3 separate regions of the Homo sapiens genome follow, and regions 1 and 2 are each linked to region 3. The links are chromatin loops, found by intact Hi-C in ENCODE. Cell type or tissue: PC-3. All regions are shown on one strand.

What was found. Hi-C counts contacts between places; a loop is a spot of excess contacts. Peaks named below come from ENCODE experiments on the same cell type or tissue, not always from the same donor. Only the 100,000 strongest peaks of a DNase experiment are listed, where the experiment ranks them.
Region 1: it touches region 3 in a loop (9-fold over the local background); 2 of 110 quality-filtered maps call a loop at or near these places.
Region 2: a loop joins it to region 3, with 13 times the contacts of the local background. A loop is called at or near these places in 44 of 110 quality-filtered maps.

Annotation. Positions count from the first base shown.
Region 1 is chr12:58,734,806-58,742,805 of GRCh38, reverse strand. All of the region lies in intron 1 of LINC02388 (long intergenic non-protein coding RNA 2388), which reads left to right. All of the region lies in intron 1 of LOC100506869 (a long non-coding RNA gene), which reads right to left. Among named protein-coding and RNA genes, the nearest start is that of LINC02388, 43 kb to the left of the region's middle. RefSeq lists an enhancer at 1,340-1,509. In PC-3, no CTCF peak of the experiment used is centred here; no DNase peak of the experiment used is centred here.
Region 2 is chr12:59,082,918-59,090,917 of GRCh38, reverse strand. All of the region lies in intron 3 of LRIG3-DT (LRIG3 divergent transcript), which reads right to left. Among named protein-coding and RNA genes, the nearest start is that of LRIG3-DT, 170 kb to the right of the region's middle. In PC-3, a CTCF peak has its summit at 3,631 (motif pointing right); no DNase peak of the experiment used is centred here.
Region 3 is chr12:58,537,031-58,545,030 of GRCh38, reverse strand. No RefSeq gene overlaps it. Among named protein-coding and RNA genes, the nearest start is that of LINC02388, 240 kb to the left of the region's middle. RefSeq lists enhancers at 4,292-4,461, 4,191-4,485. In PC-3, a CTCF peak has its summit at 4,376 (motif pointing left); DNase peaks (open chromatin) are centred at 4,340 and 7,540; H3K27ac peaks cover 1,335 bases.

The sequences.
Region 1 (8,000 bases), 200 kb before region 3:
GCAGTCATTAAATTTTAAAGTTCCAAAATTATCTCCTTTGACTCTGTGTCTCATATGCAGGGCACACTGATGCAAGAGGCAGGCTCCCCTGGCCTTGGGCAGCTCTGTCCCTGTGGCTTGCAGGGTACAGCCCTGCTCCTGGCTTCTTTCACAGGCTAGTGTTGAATGTCAGCAACTTTTCCAGGCACATGGTGCAAGCTGTCAGTGGATCTACCTTTCTGGGGTCTGGAGGACAGTGGCCCTCTTCTCACAGCTCTACTAGGCAGTCCCCCAGTGGGGTCTTTGTGTGGGGGCTCTGACCCCACATTTCCCTTCCATGCTACCCTAGAAGAGGTTCTCCATCAGGACTCTGCCCCCTGCAGCAACTTCTGCCCGGATGTCCAGGCATTTCCATACATCCTCTGAAATCTAGGGAGAGGTTCCCAAACCTCAGTTCTTGACTTCTGTGCACCTACAAGCTCAACACCACATGTAAGCCACCAAGGCTTGTGGCTTGCACCCTCTGAAGCAACAGGCTGAGCTGTACATTGACCCCTTTTAGCCACAGCAGGGACACAGGGCACCATGTCCCAAGGCTGCACAGAGCAGGGAGACCTGAGCCCAGCCCATGAAACCATTTTTCTCTCCTAGGCCTCCGGGTCTGTGATGGGAGGGGCTGCCATGAAGGTCTCTGACATACCCTGGGAACATTTTTCCCATTGTCTTAATGATTAGCATTTGGCTCCTTGTTACTTATGCAAATTTTTGTAGCCGGCTTGAATTTCTTCCCAGAAAACCAGGTTTTCTTTATCACATCATCAGTCTGCAAATTTTCCAAACTTTCATGTTTTCTCCCTCTTGAATGCTTTGCCACTTAGAAATTTCTTCCACCAGATATGCTAAATCATCTCTCTCAAGTTCAAAGTTCCACAGATCTCTAGGGCAGGGACAAAATGCTGCCCCTCTTTGCTAAAACATAGCAAGAATCACCTTTATTCCAGTTTCCAACAAGTTCCTCATCTCCATCTGATATCACCTCAGCCTAGACTTTATTGTCCATATCACTATCAGCATTTTGGCCAAAGCAATTCAACAGGTATCTAGGATGTTCCAAACTTTCCCACATTTTCCTGTATTCTTCTGAGCTCTCCAAACTGTTCCAGCCTCTGCCTGTTACCCAGTTCCAAAGTCCCTTCCATATTTTTGGGTAGCTTTATGGCAGTGCCCCACTCTCTGTGGTAGCAATTCACTGTATTAGTCTGTTCTCATGCTGCTGTGAAGAAATACCCAAGACTGCATAATTTATAAAGGAAAGATGTTTAATTGACTCACAGTTCTGCAGGGCTGGAAGGCCTCAGCAAACTTAAAATCATAGCAGAAGGGGATGCAAATATGTCCTTATTCACATGGTGGCAGCAAAGAGAAGTGCAGAAGAAGCGGGGGGAATGTCCCTTATAAAACCATCAGATCTCATGATAACTCACTCACTATCATGAGAACAGCATAAGGGTAACTGCACCCATGATTAAGTTACCTCCCACCAGGTCTCTCCCGTGATATATGGGGATTATGGGAACAATTCAAGATGAGATTTGGGTTGGGACACAACCAAACCGTATCACATACTGTTTTGATTAGTCTAGCTTTGTAACGTATTTTTATATAAGCAAACATACTGTCTCCAGATTTTTTTTCTTTTAGAAACAGAGTCCTGCTCTGTCACCCAGGCTGGAGTAGAGTGGCATGATCTTAGCTCACTGCAGCCTCCACCAGTGAGCTCAAGTGATCCTCCCACCTCAGCTGGGACTATAGGTGTGTACCACCACACCCAGCACATTTTTTATGTTTTATTTTTGTAGAGACAGGACCTCATTATTTTGCCCAGGCTGGTTGTGAACTCCTGGACTCAAGCAATTATACCATCTCAGCCTCAAAAATTGCTGGGATTATAGGCCTGAGACATGGAGCCTGGCCTCCAGATTTCTTCTTGCTCAAAATTGCTTTGGTGATTCAGGGTCTTTTGTGGTTCCACATAAATTTTAGATTCCCATATAATAAATGGTGCTGGGAGAACTGGCTAGCCATATGCAGAAAATTGAAACTGGACCCCTTCCTTACACCTTGTACAAAAATTAACTCAAGACAGATTAAAGATTTAAAGGTAAAACTCAAAGCTATAAAAACCCTGGAAGAAAATCTAGGTGATACCATTCACGACACAGGCACAGACAAAGATTTCATGATGAAATTGCCAAAAGCAATTGCAACAAAAATAAAAATTGACAAATGGTATCTAATTAAACTGAGGAGCTTCTGCGCAGCAAAAGAAACTATCATCAGAATGAACAGGCAACCTACAGAACAGAAGAAAATTTTTGCAATCTACCTATCTGACAAAGGTGTAATATCCAGAATCTACAAGGAACTTAAACAAATTTACAAGATAAAAACATGCAACCTCATTAAAAAGTGGGCAAAAGATAAGAACAGACACTTCTCAAAAGATGTTCATGTGGCCAACAAACATGAAAAGAAGCTCAACATCACTGAACATTAGAGAAATGCAAATCAAAACCACAATGAGATACCATCTCATGTCAGTCAGAATGGCGATTATTAAAAAGTCAAGAAACAGCAGATGCTGGTGAGGTTGAGTAGAAATAGGAACGCTTTTACACTGTTGGTGGGTGGGAATGTAAATTAGTTCAACCATTGTGGAAGACAGTGTGGCAATTCCTCAAAGATCTAGAACCAGAAGTACCATTTGACCCAGCAATCTCATTATTATATACCTTAGGGTATATACCTCATCATTATATACCTTAGAGTATATACCCTAAGGAATATAAATAATTCTACTACAAAGATTCATGCACACATCTGTTCATTGCAGCACACTATTCACAATAGCAAAGAAATGGAATCAACCCAAATGCTCATCAATGGTAGACTGAAAAAAGAAAATGTACATATACACCATGGAATACTATGCAGCCATAAAAAGGAGATCATGTCCTTTGCAGGCACATGGATAGAGCTGGAAGCAATTATCCTCAGCAAGCTAATGCAGGAACAGAAAACCAAACACCACGTGTTCTCACTTACAAGTGGGAGCTGAACAATGAGAACACGTAGACGGCACAGGGAGGGGAACAACATACACTGGGACCTCTTGGAGAGTGGGGTCGGGGGAGGGAGAGCATTGGGAAAAATAGCTAATGCATGCTGGGCTCAATACCTAGGTGATAGGTTGATAGGTGGAGCAAACCACCACGGCACATGTTTACCTATGTAACAAACCTGCACATCCTGCACATATACTCTGGAACTTCAAATTAAAATTAATAAAAAATATAAATTTTTAAAAATGCCATTCAACTTTTAATAGGGATTGCACTGAATCTGCAAATCACGTTGGGTAATATAAACATTTTAACAACATTAATTCTTCTAATCTATGAACATTGATTTATTTCCATTTATTTGTATCTGCTTTAATTTCTTTCATCAGTACTGTATAGCTTTCAATGTACAAGTTTTCAGTGCACCTCACTGAGTAAGCTTATTCCTAAGATTTTTATGATTTTTGATGCTATTGTAAAAGGTAAAGTTTCTTAATTTCCTTTTTGGATAGTGTGCTGTGTCTAGAAATGTAACTGATTTTTGTATGTTGATTTTGTATCCTGCAACTTTACTGAATTTGTTTATTATTTCTAACCTTTTTTTGTAAAATATTTAGGGTTTTCTATATATGAGATCATGTCATCTGCAAACAGAGATAATTTTATTCTTCTGTTTTTATTTAGATGACATTTATTTATTTCTTCTTTCTTAATTGCTCTAGCTAGGACTTCCAGTACAATATTTAACAGAAGTGTCAAAAGTGAACATCCTTACCTTGTTCCAGATCTTAGAGGAAAAGATTTTAGATTTTCACTAAATTAACACAATTAACACAATTCACTTGTTAACTGTGGGCTTTTTAAATACAGCCTTTATTGTGTTGAAATAAGTTCCTTCTATATGTAACTTGTCTGTATTGAAAGGGTGTTGAGTTTTGCCAAATGCATTTTTTGCATCTTTTGAGATAATTGTTTGATTTTTATCCTTTATTCCATTAAGACATAATTGAAACTCCCATTGAACAGCTACTTCCCATTTCCCACTTGCCCTGCCCCTGGCCAACACCGTTTTACTCTCTGAGGATAAGTTTGGCTATTTTAAATATGCAGTCTGTTTTCTATGGAGGATATAGCATCAGGCCCAAATAAGCTTTAAATGTGAATTGGAGAAGGCTTTCTCAAACTTAAGAGTTTTTAAAGTTAGTATATTTTTAATATATCTATAAGAAGTAAAATAAATATAAAATCATTTTTGTAAATTTTCAAATTATACAAATCAAAATAGTAAACATAAAATCACAAAATTTTCACATAATGAAAATTTTAGTCACAATAATTAGGAACTCAGAATTACAAGATATATGATAAAATAGTTATAACTCTCACTTTCATATTCTTTCATAAAGAATAAACAAAATTCTTTATGACTGCTTCAATGTTGACTTGTGCTCTTTATGTACAGTAAAAAATATTTCATTTAAAGGTCTTCTTTCATGGCATTCTTCTTGCAAAACATACAAAGAGATTTGGGGTTCAATAATTGGCCTTCATGAAGCTCCACTAAAACCAACCAATTCTGAACTCACATGTAAAGATTTCGTTTAACCAACCAATCATTTTTCCTTGTGAAAATTTCTGAGTTTTGCTCTTGTGAGTTCTACCCTTGTCTTTGTGTTTTCTTCTGCATAAATAAACCCTCAATGTTTTAAAGTAATTTCTAAGTTTGGAGTTATTCTTTAACAGTTAATCCAAACACATCTTCCTGCAGACCTGCCCTCTCTGAGTTAAATCAGATTTTCTCTGTCCTCTTAGACAGAAACCATGGCAAAGCACTTGTTCAGTCTCCAAGTCATTATGTTTTACTGGTAGAGTTTAATCATAATTCTTAAATTAAATGTCATCAAGGATATTAAAAAGGCCACACATTTTTTATGATCATACACCTGTTTATTTAAGATGATATTGTTGTGTACAAAAAAATTATTTTAAAATTTAGTTTTAAATTGTAAATAATGGGGTTTGATGTCAAAATGTCTTCCCTTTTCTAACATTTTCTATGTTGGAGAAATTCACATAATTGTAAAAATACAAGATTTTTGGCATCAACGATATAGACTTCATAAATATTATCATGTCTATCTTTTTAATATTCTGAATTATTTTGCTGCTTTCAAGGACATTATCTGTAGAGAATTTTGATTAACACATCATTTCACTTAAAACATTGAGGCCCATTAGAACTTAGAAAATACATTTCAATAAATACAGCTTTGAAATACTTTTGGCTTGTATTCTGTAATTTTCATCTTTATTAATATCACAAACAGTTTCTATAGGAGCACACACTGCATCTAATTGAGTTTTAATGGCATAATGGCAATGACTGGACTTTCTCATTGTGTATTCTGTAATGGTTCAAATTTGCATTTAGTAAATATGTTTTCAAAACATTTCAATATTTCATTGAAGCCAATGAGTAGTAATTATATAGCATTTCAATAATTTCAGAAAAGAAAAACTGATAGTAGAAGAGATTTATGCTTCATTTTTTGGTACCAAGTTTAAAGAATATATAGAACAAGAAATTTAGAATGCCTTCAAATATTTTTCAAGAATCTTTTGTAGCAATCATTATGTTTTCCATGTTTTCAAATTCGGATACCTTGGGATTCCAGGCTTCAAAACTTTTTTTGGTATAGATTTGTTATTTATATATAGTTTTATAAACCAACCAATATATACATAATCCTTCCTCAGGATTTTGCTTTGCATTTCATTCCCTAAATAATGTGCAGTATTGCAATATTACTTATTTTCAATGTTTGTATTTTTCATACAAGTTCTGCCACAGTGCTCTCAAATTTGGCTTTGGTTTTCTTCTAAATGTCCATTATCACAGACATAAAGCTTCTTGGATGACTTTCTGGATGGTAGACTTCAACTTGCCAAAAGCTGAATCACGTATTATAAGTTCAAAAACAGTATGTCAATATTTTTATCACTATTGTATAATGTTTTAACATTTCTAATTACATCTATAAAATTTTTTAGTTTATAAACAATACTACTGTTAATGAGTATTTCACTTTGTTCTTTTTGCTAAAATGCTATAACTGCTTCCATTTGTACACTCACTTTCCATCTTCAGTTGATTTTTAATCCCTCAAGAGTTTGCAAAATAAAAAAGTACAAAAGCACTGGAGAAAATAAACTGACCAGTATATAATGGGTTTATAATTATTCATTATTTTGAATAATTTATGTTAAATAAATTTCTGAAAATTTTATATTAGTATTGTCATTTGAAAAACTAAATTTTTTTACTTATCCAGGCTATGTACTTAAATCAGCAGACAATATGCTTGATATAAGTCCTTTGTGATTTTCTTGTTTCTTTTTTTTTAATTCTATAATAGTGGTTTTCATGTAGATTTACAGTTAATTTACCCATGCTTCATCTGAACTGTAACTGTGATTACATTCTACCTGTGCTTGGATGTCCAAAGTACTTCTAATTTTTTCTAACTTTGTATCTATTTTCTCTGAAACTTTATTCAGTGATTACAAGAGCTGTATTTTCTTTTAAAATTGTTTTCTGACAGCAACCAATTGAAAAAAACCTTTTTTGATATCTTTAACTTGTTTAGTATTTTATCATTTAAAACAAATTTAAATATATTCATGTAATATATTGCTAAATTTTATTAGAAATTAACTTTTGTATTAACAATTGGCAATCTTTTTGTAACAACAAATAAACAATAGTTATTTAATTTGTGGATTATTACATGATAATCTATAATTTATATGTATGCAGTACTTTGGAGATTAGCAATGACTTATAGATATTGGTTTTTGCATAGTGATTCATATCATAATAAAATATTTGTACACTTAAATTAATAATTCAGAAATACTATTCAGTACAGTAAACAAATGGCAGATGAAATGAACTAAAATATAGAATGTCTAATTTACCCATGTACTAATATTAATATGAAATTAAAACCATAAATATTTACTAATCACTAAGTATATCAGCCATAAAAACAGCATCTTATTTGGAGGCAAAGTGTATTTTAGATATGATCAGATCAACAAGGTTTCTCAATTATCAAACTTGCTCCTCTTTCATAAGTTAATGTGGTATGGAATTTTATGCGTGTGTGTGCGCATGTGTGTATATATATGTATATATATATATAATATGTGTCTTAGATAACATACTTTACCACCATTAGTCAGAAAATTCCCATAATATGTTCATTTTTCTAGAATAAGACTCCCTCACTATCAGAAAATTGTCAACATAAATTGTAAATAGTTCACCTTTGAAGTCAACAGGTATAGTAAAAATACTGACATGTTACAGTATGAAGAAGATATCTGTGATGTGAACAGTGATCTGATGTGACTTTCTGGTGTAGTGCGCAACCTATACGATTGAACATAACGGCTCTATGAATTGGAATCTGCCCCTTAATTAAAAGTTGCAAACAACAGGGAAAAATTTTATATAATGTGTTCTTGCCCACTTGAACAAAATTGATTGGAACTCAGATGGGCAACTGACCTGAGGCAGGCTAATCACAGCCCCTCACATAGAAATGTAACGTTAGGACCAAGACAGAATTTTCTTTTGGGGTAGGTGAACCAGAAACATTAAAAACCAGATGTCAGTTACCATGTTTCACAGAATGAATAAAAAGAGGAAACAAAAAAGCCTGCACAGCAGAGTGTGGGGAAAATGTGAAGAGTCTGATGTCATCCTAGTGCCTAGTTCCAGGCCATACTGGGGGCCTGGCTGCATCTCTGACTCTGGGTCTCATAGGCCAACCTTCCATTCATTGGTAGAGGGGTACCTGGAGAAACAGATAGACATACACACACGTGCACATG
Region 2 (8,000 bases), 550 kb before region 3:
TTATTTTAGAACATCTTTAGGTTTTTTACCAAAAAAATTTCAAAGATAGTAAAGAGAGTTACCATATACCTCATATCCAGTTTCCTCTATTATTAACTTCTTACATTAGTATGGTACATTTGTCACAACCAATATTGATACATTATTATATATTAACTAAAGTGCATTACATTATTTAGGCTTTCTTACTTTTTATCTGCTGTCCTTTTTTTGTCCCAGCATCCCCTCCAGGATAACATTATGTTTCGTGATCATGTCTCCTGAGGTTCCTCCTAGCTATGACAGTTTTTCAGACTTTCCTTGCTTTTGATGACCTTGAGACTTTTGAGGAATACTAGTCAGGTATTTTGTATTAATATTAAGTCCCTCAGTTGGGATTTTTCAGAGGTTTTTCTCATGATTAGACTAGGGCGATGTGTTTTGCAGAGGAAGACTGCACAAGTAAAGTACCATTTTCATCACAACATCTCAAGGGCAAATACTGTCAAGATGACTTGTCACTGTTGATGTTAACCTTGATCACCTGGCTGAGGTGTCGGGTTTATGCACTATGAAGTTACTATTTTCCCCTCTTTCCATACTGCAGTCTTTGGAAGAAATGCACTATGCACAGCCCAGATTAAGGAGTCAGGAGTTATGCTCCACCTCTGTGAGTTGCCCTAAGAGGTGGGCATCCTGAGTTTATTATGGTTATGATGAGGTTTTTATAATGATTATAATCACTAAAGTTCCGGATCTTTTTCACCAAGACTGGGGGAAAAACGTAGACTCAAGAAAGGAAAAAGTGGATATTTAACAAGTATTGCTGACTGAATGAATGAATGAATCCATAATACAGCAACTGGAAGTTATTGGTTTGTTCAGTAAAGAATTTCAGAACAAATAATGATCTGAGATGTTTTCTTTTTAGTGCTCCCAAAGGTGACCTTATAAGAGTTAGAAATAGCCACTGTATTTGAGTCATATGCATCCTATTACCAAATGATTTCTAGGGCAGCAAAGCCTACGAGTTAGACCATTGCGTTCTGCCACTAGACACACATGTTCAAATCCAAGGTCCTCCTCTTTGCCATTCAGTGTCTCATCTCTAATACAATAGTAGTACCTACCTCCTGGGAGAGCAGTGAGTATTGAATATGTAAACATTTGGAAAGCCCTTGACATACTGTCTAGCACCCAGTAATTGCTGTGAAACATAAATTTGATCCTTTTTGCATATACTATATTTATAGGTTTTTATATTTCAAAAATTAAAATGTAAAAGGTCTAGCAAGAGGGGATGATATCTTAAGCCTACGCAGTTTTTTAGAAAAACAATTAATTAGAAATTAAAATATATTTTAAAGAATGACAAGCATCTTAAAAGCAAGTAATTTGTTTGATTTTTGTTTTGTTTTGCATTGTTTCCCCTATAGAAACAGCTTATTTTGATGCTGAGGATAAATGGCATAATTTGTGTTTGAACTGTTTCTTTCCTAATTGTTTTTCCTCTTTAGCTTTTTTATCCCTTACTTTGTGCAGAACTTTCCTATTGGGTCACTAGTGAGTAAGACCTTTGAATAGACAGCCAGTATATTCACTGGTACACTCTATTTATTTCAAAGTGTTGCTTTTCTCACTTCGCTCCTTTGCACCTAAAGTATTTTAAATTTGATTGCCGGGGAACTACCCTCAAATAGTAGATCCAGTATGGGAAACTGGACTTGTTTAACTTTTGCCATTAAGAACACTATAAAAATGGAGCAAGCAAAAGGTTTCTTTCTTCTAAAAACAGCATTCTCCTGGAGTCAGATAGGTGTTAAATATTTATCATGCTCTCTCACTTGCACTTACAATTTCAACTTCACATTGAGCTTCATCGTAAGTCATGAAAAGTCCTAACTTTCTGGGCTAAGATTCATTTATGAAGGAATCTTAAAGAATTCTACCACCAGACGCTAAAGAAAAATAGGTCATTGTTTGTGATTGAGTACTAGTTGGAAGACCCAGAGGGAAAATTTGACAGGAATTAGTGCCTTTTCCAACGTTCCCATAGCCAGCTGGAGATAGCGCTGACTCATCATTGGGATCAGAACACAAGGTTTTCAAGACCTCCTCACAAGGCCTTACTCAACAAATGCTTTTTGTGGATATAGAGTGGCCCAAAGGAGAGAATTTACTGCTTCATGTCTGAGTTATAATCAATTCAGGGATTATCAAATAAAGAGGGATACTAAAGAAAAAACGGTATCAATAGATCATCTCTTTCTATTCACAGTCTTTTCAATTTGATTCTCTACTACCTTCTAACACACACTAAGATTCATTAATATTTAATACTATGAAGGCCCCAAAAATGTGTGATAAAAAATCTTTGAAGCATGCCTAATCTCCCATGCTCTGACCTCCACACACAGCACGTGTTTTTGTGCCCAAAGAAGCATCTTATTTAAGGTGTTTTTTCTCTAATCCAAAGCTATAATGTGGAGACTCTAAACCTAACTGCATTTTAAAAGAATGTATAAATGAATCTTTTAGTTCATTTTGTACGTCAAAAGTGGTTCAATCTAATAATTATTGTCATCAACACAATTAGGGCGCACAGAAATCTGAAATTCAAGAAATTAATATTGGTACATAGAAAGCCTCAGGATTCATTATTTGTATGTAATGGGAAAGAACTATTTTAGATTATGCTTCTCCTCTCCTAACGCAAAGCCAGCAGTTGTACTGTCTCCATCATTCAAATTCAATTCCCATTCACACACAGACATACCACTTACAACACAAACACACACACACATACACACACACCTGCAACACTTAAGAGATGATTTTTCATACTCCATTTGTGCAATAAGAACTTGAGCTAGTTTTCAGAATATATTAGAAACACGTAAACCTTCTTTGAAAATATGGTTGATGAAGACTCCATGGAAAATCTGACTTTGAACAAATGCAGTGAGAAGTCCAGAGAATCTTCTGTAATATTTATTAAAAGCCTTGCCCAGGGAAACAACTACTGCATGCCAACCACGTGGGGCATAATTGATAAGGGGTGTAAGAGAAGCAGAGTAAAACATGCCAAACCGATGGTGAAAAAAGAGAGTGCAGACCAAATCAAAGATATTTTTTTCTCTGATTAGTTCTGGCTAAGGGTATCATCAATTCCTTTTTGAGAAGTTATTAGGAGTTAAGACATAATCTGTACTGTACATGTTTTATAAATTATAGCATGGTCTTATAGGGAATCAATGAAGTTTATGCAGATAGACAAATAGACATGTAAGTCTAACTAATCATTCCCATCAAGATTCTAGTGGCTGAAACACACTTGTTGCTCTTTAAATGTACATCTTAGGTTACCTACATATCACAGTAAAAAGGACATTACTAATCCACCTTCACAGCCACACAGATAATTGGGTTTTCTGGCCAATGGCAGCAATCATCAGTGTTATATTAATTTCCTATAGATTATAGGAGGCCAAATGAGGAAATGGAATAGAAGGGATAGAATTTGAATGATCACTGTCACTGCTGGTTTACAGCCCTCTCATGTGTGTAGTTGAACCATTATAAGAAAAGTATAAACATTGTTTTCACTTGCCACAATCAACTCATAAACCCAAGTGAGTTTTTCCACCCCAGGCACTGCAGACAGAAGGGGGCATTGCAGCTCTATAAAATACACTGTGGATTTTTTTATTTTTATTTTTTTAATTTAGGTGTACTGAACTACCACCAACTACAAATTTGTGAGGGTCTGTGGTTTAACTCCAATCATAATAAAAATATGGAACTCTATATTCTACAGAATGAATTGAGTGACAGCAGAGAGACACAAGAGCTATAGTTAAGACACTTTTCTAAAAAAAAGTAAGATGATAGGCAAGAGACCTTTGGCAACTTAAATTTGATTTGGTAATAGATAAACTCCACCCTTTCTATACATTTGGTACCAGTGCTATCTCCTCTTCTGAAATGTAAAGGCAACATTTCTGCCTTGGGCAATTTGAAACCATAATGAATTCATTTTATTCTTCTTGGATATTATTCATTGGGGTGAGAGTTGCAAGAGAGGAGAACAAGAGTAAAATATCCTTAGACAGGCAGTTTCAATGATGTGGTTCCAACAATGATCATGCCAGATGTCTGATGGCAAGTCCTATTATTGTGATACTTCCCGCCCAATAAGAAGTTTGGAAAGTCAATAGATGCCCTGAAACTATTGCTTCCAAAGCTCAACTTAGAGTTCCTCCATCTCTTTCTGACCCTTGGTGTAGCAGTTTAATCAGATGTATCAGAACAGACAGCTGTGGTTCCCTTTTCGTTCTGAAAATAATGAGACCAAGAGTCTGTGAGTCTCTCCAACAGACAAGACACCTCCTCCATTGACAGACGTCTCCTTCCAGCTGCTTTTAACAATTTGAAATTGATTGAATCTGCAGGCTTTGAGGGATAATAGCCCCTCTTAACATTTTGAGAGGTACACAACTTGAAATGTTTCATCGTATTTCATTTCAGTGTTTCACACCGCTCTTCATTTAACCATCCAGGAAATGTAAACAGGACACTGCTTCACACTCCTGAGAGCCTGTAACGTTAAAACTTGTTTGCATGACCCTCACTGAGTAGCCTAATTAATCATCTCTGGGTGGTAGACTACACAAAATCACATTAGTCAGTTAAGTACGCATTGCCTATATCAGCAAATACTCTGCAAATATATTTTTTGGAAGTGGTGAAGGTGGCTGTCTTGCTCTTTAATGTTTAAATGTTTAGCATTTATGTTTTATTTGACTGCTAAAATTTCAAATTTCCTATAAGCAGAAGTATACATATAACATGGTACCTGAAGCACAATTTAAATCAGAATCATGTCCTAATTGTAACAAATTTCTGAAAGGCAAATAGTATTAGCTTAGGTTTTTTTTCTAAGGCAATACTAGAATCCATGTTCATCATTCAGACGTCCATAATCATTAGCGGCTCTTACTTGGCTACCTACCAAGAAGTATTCTTTGTGCATCATAAACTCTTTAGACAAGGTTTCCTAAGGGCTGCCTATAATCCGAGAATATTTAATTTTGGGTTTCAGTTCCTGCAGTGTCATTACAATGCCCAGTCTCCTATCTCTCTTACTGCCTTGTATTTATTCCTAACTACAGCACAAAGATTAACTGGATAATTGTTTTTACATTCTCCCTGGATTCTTCAGGATTAGATTCCATAGAAAGGGAACCCATTAAACCTTTCGGGTGCAAAAGCACAAAGAAGCAAACAAATAACCATTAACCCTCCCACCACCCCCAGATCCCTGCCAGTAATTTTATAATATGTGTTCAGCATATGTACATCAGACAACAGGAGCTTCATGGAAGAAAAGTAGAATATCACTCTTATTCTGATAATTAGACAAAAGGACACAGAAAACGGCTACACTAGCATACATGACCCAGATGAGAACTATTTTAAAAACCTTTTTTTCTAAAAAAAAAAAAAAAAAGAGAGAGAGAGAAAGAAAAGCCTGCCAGTTGTACATGTATTTCTGACTTTTTAGAAAGGTTCTAGCTGTATGAGATCTGGAATCAAAACCTAATGTGACCTACATAAAAGAAACGCTCTGATTCCCTAATTAAACCAAGCTGTGGCTGCAGGCTCTGCAAATAGCTGCCAAAAAATCATCCAATCAATCTTTCGACTGTCCTCCAGGAATGTAGCAAGGAGGGTGGAGAGGCCGAAGATGGCCGCGAGGATGCGGAGGCCAGGGAATGTCCTTGTTCATATGCTTGCCCCACAGTGAGGGTCCTGCATTTCCAGCACACAACACCGAGTACAGTACACGGAGCTGAGAAGCAAGGGGACCAGCAGGGGCTGAGCAGAAAAACAGACTAAATGTTTTAACAGCTGCTCTTTTTTTCTTTACCTCTTTCGCCCAAGGATCTGATTTCCTTCTGAAGGGGTGGGCTTTCTATGGGCCACGGGCTCTGCTCAGCAGGCCTGTTTACTTTGAGAAGCAGAGTTCTCCTTTCCTCTTCGACAAGAGCTTGCTTTTGAGGAGAGAAAAAGAGTGGTTAAAAAAAGGGGGGAATTTTTTACAGAGTTCATATTAAAGCATAACCAGTCACAGAAACTGCAGTTCATCTGAATTTTAAGCAGAGACTGGTAACAAATGAAGAAAAAAAACTCACATTCTTCCTTCTGAATGTCTAACAGGAAAATTGTTCTTCAGGAAAGATGGAATGTCATTCCTATGTAACTTCCTCTTCTATTTCAGAGTTCTTCGATGATGCAGAGGGTATGTTAATTGAGAAGGATTAGAAAAATAATGCAGCTGCTAAAAATTGGAGGCAAATAACTTACAGAGAAGCAATAAAACAAATGGCAAAGGTGCTTTCTATAAGCCAAACCTCTGGGGCTGCCAATATCAGATAAAGGGCAAAAACTCTCTTTGAAAAGAGCAGTTATTTATTTTCTTTGCTGAAACTTCTTTGGTTTTGCTATAGAGTATTTCACCACACAAAACATTTCATGAGAGATGTTGTCTTTCTCTTTGGCTCACTGCATAATGGCCATTCATTTAAACATGTACTTGCACTGGTAACACATGAGGTGGTTTATTTCATGAGAAGCATATATTATCATTGTGTGAAATTTGAGTAATCAAATATAAATCATTATTGCAGCCACTACCCAATTATTCCAGCTAATGTCGGAAAGCCAGACAAAAGTTATCTCCTACTGCATCCTTGTCAGACTTTATTTCAGTTTGTATTTACTGAATCCATTTATTTCTGCAGCACCTCAGCTCACTCTCACCAGCCACAGGTCAGGCTGCTAAATTCCTCACTGTTTCATACTCATACCATGTCTCTTCTCTGTTTACGCCTCATCCCTTTCCTCTTGAGTTTCTAAGCTTCTAGCCTTCTGAGCATTACCACTCTAGGCTGATTTTTGCAAAGTAGCCTCCTCCTTGTTATCCTCCTGACACTCCCAGTTCTAAAACATTGCATCCCTATATTCTGCACCATTCCCATTTATGTTAGATTTCATTCTCTTTTGAATTGTCCTGTATTTGGCTTCATGCATCATATTCCCTCAACTACATTGCAAACACCTTGTAAAAAGAAACAATACTCAGAGTTCTTTCTGAAAAGTTGAAAAATCCTTTAGCATGGTACAGTTTTTTAGTTCCTTAGAAGTTGTGTCAGTCTTGTCACTGAAAGTCCCATGTCCCAGAAAACCCTTTCATCTCAGCTGGGCTGGTTGGTAACCCTATCCACTAAGCATAAATGAAAGATTCAGGAAAAAAAAAAAAAACCTGTGACTAACTGTGGAAACATTAAATAATTATAATGTTTTCAATATTTTTATATTTAAATGGAAAAACTAAAGGTCATCATCAAGTGAATTAAAATATGACAGAGAAACCTAATCAGTATGTACTATTTACAGAGATCTATTACACATGAAATATATAAACAAGAGGAAGACAAAGGCATGGTTAATATAAACCATCGAAGAAGATGGAGTACTGGTTTATACTAATCTCAGAATTCTGTCCTCTCCTCTATTTATTCTACTTCTCTACTAGCCAATGCGAACAGTGAGAATGAAGAGATGATTATCCTCCAGGCTCCCCTGGCCAGAATAAGAATAACTAAATTACCTATACTCTTGGGTCATGCACACATTATCCTGCATCTCAACAATTTGCCTTTTGATTTTTCTTCTACTGCCTTAATCTTAGTGTTGTATTGCTGTGAGCTTACTGGGTGTACTTTAGTCCCCATGGCCTGTTAAGGGATTTTATAACAGCTTTCAAGTCACGAGAATTTTTTTTCATAATATTACTCTAGGAAGTTACTTGAGCTCGGTGGACTTGATTAATTTTTCTAGTTATATAATTAATAATAATCATATTACCATCCTACCCATGTCAATGTTTTATCATTTCAACAGTACAATGAATTTGCTAAATAATTAATATATTCACAGAATTATTCTCGAGTGTTTCC
Region 3 (8,000 bases):
CACTGAAACCTTGGGAACACAAAAATGAGAGATCACAAGACAATAACTTTAATCCCTGTGTGTAATTATAACTCTAAATATAAATAGCATTTGTTCCATTACTGTAAGTGGAAAAACTTTTGTGGAGATCCTAAATGATGATTATCTTTTAAATGACTTTTCTTAAATGTGCGGAATAAATAGGGTGTGATGGATTGGAAAGAAATTCTTTGACTCATCTAAAAAATTCAATCTGCCCATCACTCCACCTTTTAATATTTCTCCAAGGATGTAAATTTTTCTTGAGTGCTTAGCAAAGTGCCTAACACACAGTGTGCAATTAATAAAAGTTGAATGAAAGGAAGAGAGGAAGAGGGAGAGAGAATGAGGGAGGAAAGAAGGAAAGAAGAAACTGAGGAAGAAAAGAAAGTAGTAAGGAAAGAAATTAAGAGGAATGAGGGAGAGAGAAAAGAAGAAAATTAAGAAGAAAACAGGAGAGAAAGAAAGAGAGAAGGAGGGAAGAGAGAAGAAAGGGAAGAAGGGACTTAATGAGGGAAGGAAGGAGGAAAGAATGAAAGGAGACAGAGAGGAGAAAGGAAGAAGGGAAGGAAATCATTTAAAAGGAAGTAAGAGATGGAAAAAAGGGAAGCATGAAGGAAGACAAAGGAAAGAAAGAAGAAAAGAGGGGAGGAGGAAAACGTAGAATGCTAAAAAAAAATGCAAACTTAAGTTATCCATCATGAAAGTTAGTTTAAACTCAAGCATAAAATGGCCTGGCACAACATGAATTATCCCACTGAGGTCAACCTAAAATATCCTAGAACAAAGCAGGACATTTAGACTGATCTTTTTTAGTCAGTCATTTGACATACCTGTATATGTGAATGCAACAAACACATCTCACAGTTATTCCATCCCGAGGCTCAATCTGTGGGGAAAAGAAAGAGAGATCAGACTGTTACTGTCTATGTAGAAAGAAGTAGACATAAGAGACTCCATTTTGTTCTGTACTAAGAAAAATTATTGTGCTTTGTGATGCTGCTAATCTGTAACCCTACCCCCAACCCTGTGCTCGCAGAAACATGTGCTGTGTCGACTCAAGGTTTAATGGATTTAGGGCTATGCAGGATGTGCTTTGTTAAACAAATGCTTGAAGGCAGCATGCTTGTTAAAAGTCATCACCACTCCCTAATCTCAAGTACCCAGGTACACAAAACGCAAAGCAGCAGGGACCTCTGCCTAGGAAAGCCAGGTATTGTCCAAGGTTTCTCCCCATGTGATAGTCTGAAATATGGCCTCGTGGGAAGGGAAAGACCTGACTGTCCCCCAGCCCGACACCCGTAAAGGGTCTGAGCTGAGGAGAATTAGTAAAAGAGGAAGGCCTCTTTGCAGTTGAGATAAGAGGAAGGCATCTGTCTCCTGCCTGTCCCTGAGCAATGGAATGTCTCGGTGTAAAACCCGATTGTATGTTCCATCTACTGAGATAGGAGAAAACTGCCTTAAGGCTGGAGGTGAAACATGCTGGCAGCAATACTGCTCTTTAATGCACCAGATATGTTTATGTATGTGCACATCAAAGCACAGCACATTTTCTAACCTTGTTTATGATACAGAGACATTTGTTCACATGTTTTCCTACTGACCCTCTCCCCACTATTACCCTATTGTCCTGCCACATCCCCTTCTCCGAGATGGTAGAGATAATGATCAATAAATACTGAGGGAACTCAGAGACCGGTGCTGGCCCGAGTCCTCCGTATGCTGAGCGCGGTCCCCTGGGCCCACTTTTCTTTCTCTACACTTTGTCTCTTGTGTCTCTTTCTTTTCTCAGTCTCTCATCCCACCCGATGAGAAAAGCCCACAGGTGTGGAGGGTCAGGCCACCCCTTCATCAATCAATTCTTTCTCCCACCCTACTTCTAACTCCCTCTTTGCCCTACCTCTCACTCCATAACGGGTCTACCCAATGCCTGAGGCTTACTCCATTCTGAGGCCTCATCTTGTCTTTGGGCCTTAGGTAAATATTGAGTGAGATGGTCAGTTGGGGTTAGAATGCCAAGTGACCTCAATATTTAGTAGTTTAAAATTTTTAATGTTAAGGAGTGTCTAAAAAATACTATATAAAACTGTCATGGCATCAAAAGCTGTACCCTTCAAAATGGTAGCATTAAATGGGCTATGTCCAATTGTCATGTACCTGTTACTGAGGGCTCTTGCTTTCTACTGGGTTCATGTTTTCACCATCAATGACCAATAAGGACAATGACCAACATTAGTAATGTTTTCATCATCAATGACCAACAAAATGATCAAAGAAGACAAGAAATTTAATCTTGTACCTGGTTTGGGGGAGGTCCTGGCAATTTTTAATTGGCTTCCTATTGGTCAGCAATTCTAAACTGGTACAAATTTAATCAGGCCTTTGGCTTACAGAAAGTATCATCTATTTTAGAACATCAGAGCAATTGAGGATGATTTCGTTTTGGTTTTTGTTTCTTTATCATAAAATAAAGAATGCACTATTCCCTTTTATGAGCCCTTACTCCACACAAATGCACCTTCATCTGAAGTCTTGAAAAGAAAGCATTGGCTTTACGATAGAAGACCTGCTATGATACCTAATTGATGAAGTTACACACCATTCCCCACCCTTGTATCTCTTGATCCTTCTCTCCTCTGGGCCTCATTTTTGGTTGTGTAATTGCATCCTGTCTTCCATAATTTCCAGATTCCCTTCCCTAATCTTCTTTTAACCACTCAGTGTAGCACCAGGTCATTAGCTCTTTGCTAATCTCCTCTGATGCATATTGACATGCCCTTCCCTTCATCTTTTCAAACATATCTTTTTTTTTTTTCTTTTTGTGAGAGAATCACATTCTTTGTCCAGGCTAGAGGCCAGTGTCTGGAATTACAGGAATCAGCCACACATGGCTACTTTTATTATTATTATTATTATTATTATTATTATTGTTATTATTATTATTATTATTTTAGAGGTGGGGTCTCACTATGCTGTCCAGGGTGGTCTCAAACTCCTGGTCTCAAGTGATCCTCCAGCCTCAGTCTCCTGAGTCACTAGGATTACAGGCATGAGCCATAGCACTTGCCAATATCTTCTCATGTTCTTTGCTCACCTCTTTAGCCCTCTTCCTATACCTAAGAGCATAAGCCCAGGACCTTTTTGGCCTCCTAAGGTTTAAATTTCCATTTTTTTTCAAATATTTTTGATATTTTCCTGAGCTTTCAGAAAACTAGTCACTGTTTCTTCTGCCCTGGGTTTATTCTAATTTTTACTTCCATTTTAGCTTTCATTTATTCAACAAAATGATTCCTACTGTGTGCAGAATTCTGCCTATACAATTTCCATACCAACTATATCAACAACAGATTCCTATGCATCATCCATATCTAAACTTGCCATTTCTTGATTCTTGACATACATTTTCTGGGTACAAGGTAAAAGTTATGGGAAGAAAGCCCTTCCTACAGTTACAATAGATATTTCAATTCCCTGGAACATAGCTCTGTTAATGTAGCAAGTATGTCAGGAATGTGTGAAGTTAACACTGTGCATGCAGTGTTCCCTCTTGCTGCTGAAAGAATGGGAAATTTGGGGGAGCTGAGCGAGGAAATTCATCCTGAAATGACAGGCACAACTCCACAAATTCTTTCAGAACAACCATTCCTCTATAATAGAATATAACGCTGATTGAGCTTCAAAGGCCAAAACAATGACAAAAATAATCGATATAATATCTTAATTTCATTAAAAATTACCTAAATCTGTGATTGCTAGATTGCTTTTCCAATTTCAGTCATGTAGCTCCTGTGAGCATAGCGGAGGACAGTTTTTAATAAAAGGCTTAAGAGAAAAGGAAAGAAGGAAAACAATCCAAGCAAGAGAAAAAGTTAAGGACTATGAAATCTGGTTATAGTTTATGCTGACAGATCTTTATTTTGGATTGTGCTGCATTGACTTGTATGACAGATGTAGTTTACGATTGTCTCCATTTAGGAGATTTTTATTCTCTCTTTAAGAGTGTGAGCAGCTAAGCTAATTGCTTTTGCAATTCAAGAAGAGGAATGTTTAGGTCAGATCTCCAAAATAACTCTGAAATTCAAAAAATAGAAAGCATAAAACATAAAAACCTACCTCACTAAAAGGACAATTTGGGGTGCAGGCAGGAACACTTTGTACTTTTGCTGAGTTCAGAAAAAAATCATTTAGAGGGCAACTATGAAGTGCAGTAGTGAACCAGCAGCTTAGTTAACTTGCTGGCTGGAGGGCACGCCTGCTCTTGCTGCAGCTTTTATCCTTTGCATCCCTCAACCCCAGGCCCAGAACGCCAGGCCAAAGCATTTGCGGAAGTGCTCCACTGCCATCTACAGGAGCTGTCGCACTTACACGCGATATCCTAGGTCAGGTCACACCACTCTGTACAACTTGTTTTGTGTGCTATCTTTATTAGGAGACCATAGTTAATTTTTCATTAAGAGTAATCACTCTGTGAAAAGCCTAGGTCATTGTTTAATTAGTATCAGCAATAAATGGACTAAATAACCTTAAGGGGCATATTTCTTTGTTGTAGGCAAGCTGTTTTTAAATCCAGTGCATTCGCTTTTAAATAAATAAATCAGTAATTCATCTACTGTATTGTTCACTGTCAGTGCAGGATCATACAAGCAAAAGCACTCATCTAGGAGCAGAATATTTTCCTTGCCCTAAATTTCTAAAATATTCTCCAAATAAAGGGTTCATTTTTTTTTTCAAAAACAAATAAAGTCAAGTGAATAGGATTCCTCTTTTTAAAAGAAAAGCACACTGGTATGTTTAGTATTTGAAACATGATTAGAGGTTCCTATCTCTACAGCACAGCTTACCTCAAGGAAGTTTACCTAGAGCGACTCCCCAGATGATGGTTTTGGGTTTATTCAGCAGGTGATGCCCCATGCAGAGAGCAATACTGAGTTATTCTAGAGAACAGCCTCCTACAAATGTATTTCTAGTGTTTATTTATATTGGAGCTCCCTTAGACATAGAATAAATTTTTCATGAGACCAAAGATGACCAATAAACACAGAAAAGCTCAGTATCAAATCAAACAATAACTCCCATGCTGGTTTAGATGGTATTGTCTCTCCTTCAATAGTAAGTCTGCGTGTGTGGTTTGATAAATCACAGACAACAGTATGCTTAACCATTCCAGATCCTCTCCTTTTTTCTCTGCACTAACAAACACTCTGAAGACAATGATTTTAAAGCATTTCAGAAGCACGCTTAAAACAATAAGGAAGGCACAGAAAATGTGAGATTTCTTTCCCTGATTTCCGGTTGATTGACCGCAATAGCACTGCTGACTTATTGAAAATGATATGAAAATCAAAAGGATAATTAGAGCTTATTTCTACTCGAAGCAGCAGCCTGAAATTTCCGTTGAATTTACACAAATTGGAGAAAAATCAGACTTGGCATTATCTCATCCTGAAATTTCTTGCCCATACCATGAGGGTCCATCTTCTTAGCTGGGGCTGGGGAGGTGAAGGAAGGGCTGTGACGTCATGTAGGTTTATTACTGCTGCATTCCACCATTGTTTTTCTTCCCTTTGTTTCATCTTTCTTATGTTTAAATTTATTTTATTTTGTCCTATTATTTTCATCTATGAAAGGAACTTTAAATCCTTTTTAGGATGAAGTGAGAATAAAAATAAATAGGTATATACATTTTGTTCCTGCGGTTTATGATCACCATTACACTTTCATTCTTAACCTCTCTCTAGAATCCTGTGGATCTGTCCAAATGGACAAGACCAATGTCGTCGATTATGAGCCCAGGAACTGGCTGTGACTGCCCCTGTGCTCCTCACTGTGCAGTTTCCCTGCCGAGGTGGAAGGCTGTGTGTGTAGCCAGCTCACCACGTCCCCTGCACAAGGAGCTTCAGCAAGACCATCAGAAGCACAGATTCTTCATCTGTATGTTACTTCTTCGGGGCTACCATAACCAATTACCACATACCCAGTGACTTATAACAATAGAAATTTATTCTGTCACAGTTCCGGAAGCCAGAAGTCTAAAACGAAGGTGTTCTCAGGGTCATGCTCTCTCTAAAGCCTCTGGGAGAGGATCCTTCCTGGCCTCCTCTAGCTTCTGGAAATGCCAGCAATTCTTGGCCTTCCTTAACCTGCAGATGCATCACTCCCATCTCCGCCTTCACCATCACATGGCCTTCTCTTCTATGTCTCTGTCTTCACGTGATGTTTTCTCTCTGTGTCTGTATCCCACTACCTTCTTCTTAGAAGGACATTTATCCTTGGATTAGGGTCCACCCTAATCCAGTATGACCTCATCTTAACTGGATTACACCTGCAAAGACCCTACTTCCAAATAAGGTCACATTCTGAGGTACCAGGTAGGCATGAATTTTGGGGGAACTCTACTTACCTGGAGTAACAGTACCTATCTTAGCTGTGGTGACACATACGTAGTACTCTGAGTGCCACATCCTGAGCATGAATGTAATGATAGCTCTTATTAAAAACAAACTATACTTTGACTTCTCATAACTTTGTCCACAGTAATGATTTTTCCATCAGGAGTACAAACTCAAAGTGTCTTTTGTTGTTGTTTTTATTTGCGTGCGTTTCTTTTTAAAGAAATCTCTGGTTTATTTTGGATATTTTGTTTTGTTTTTATTTTCCAAAACAAAAAAGATCAAGGTGTTGTGTTTACATATACTAAGCAGGATACTTCTTTACGGAAGACAGGGAGCTTCATTACATACTTTGACACTCCCAGTGGAAAGGTGGGTTGGGTGGATGTGCGATACAGAGAGGTTAGGTTACCAGATGCCTGCTAGATGCTAGAAGTATCTCCTTTGGGACTTAGCAGTTCTTAAGTCTGAATGGCGTGGGCCCTTCTCGGAATTCCATCCACATGCACCTTCTTCTCACTTGCTTTCCTTTTGCTTCTGGGCACCATGGGTAGTACCCTTTTATTCTCCCTCCCCATCCGTTAATCCAGAGAAGCTTGCAAAAGCCTAAAGCATAAGATGCAGCAAAGCTAACATGAAGAGACATGTCAGATACAATTCAGAGCAACACCAACTAATTATTAGACTCCAGCAGATTCAAAACAGAACCTCCACTGAGAGAGAGAAATAAGATTATTCTATCCATTTGATGTTCTTGTTAACCTAATAGCCTTTCTTACCATCACTCATGCTCCAGAGAATTTTGGCGTGGAATGAATCTTGGATGTTACACTCTTGCCTCATTTAAAGAGAACCAGCTCTAGCTTTACCAGGGTTTACAAACAATTATAGTTTTAAACTATTTTAAAGTCGGTGTTTTCCACCATTAGGTGTTTACAGAATTTCCTCGGCCAGGATAAAGTCCCACTGCATTCAATACACACCAATGTGTGTCCATTCTCACACCCTGGAAGTCATTTCAGAGCACGTAGACGGCATGTGTGTGCTGGTATGTGTTGCCAGTGTGTCTATGAGATGCACAGGCCATGCAGAAGACATCTGTAAACACAGTCTGTTTTCCCACCACATTCTTGCTCTCTGAGTCAGCGGCACACATATGGCAGGAAGAACTGGAACATTCTTCTTTTAAGGGGTAAATTTGGAACCAAGAGTTGATGTTTCTCCATCTGTGTGGCAGTGGAAGACATTTAAAATAAATACAAGCTCTTGTAATCTAAGCCAGAACCAGGGAGGAACAGGATAATGCGGAGACTTATAACTAAGAAGTGGTAAAAATCAGAGTTCTGTTAAGAACAGAAATAGTCTTTCTTCATATGAGAGAAGGCCATGTATCTCTAACAGAAAGAAGTCCTCACTTCAGCTAGAGGTACCACCTTGTAAATAAACCAGCATGAATCAGCCTCTTGCCCCTGGCTGATGAGAACAGGAAACAATTGGAATATTTCACCCTAAAGTTAAGGAAGCTTCTGCCTCAGGTCCCTGCACCTGCTCAGAGTCTCATGAGGGCTGTGAGGTGCTAGGAAGTGTGAAGCA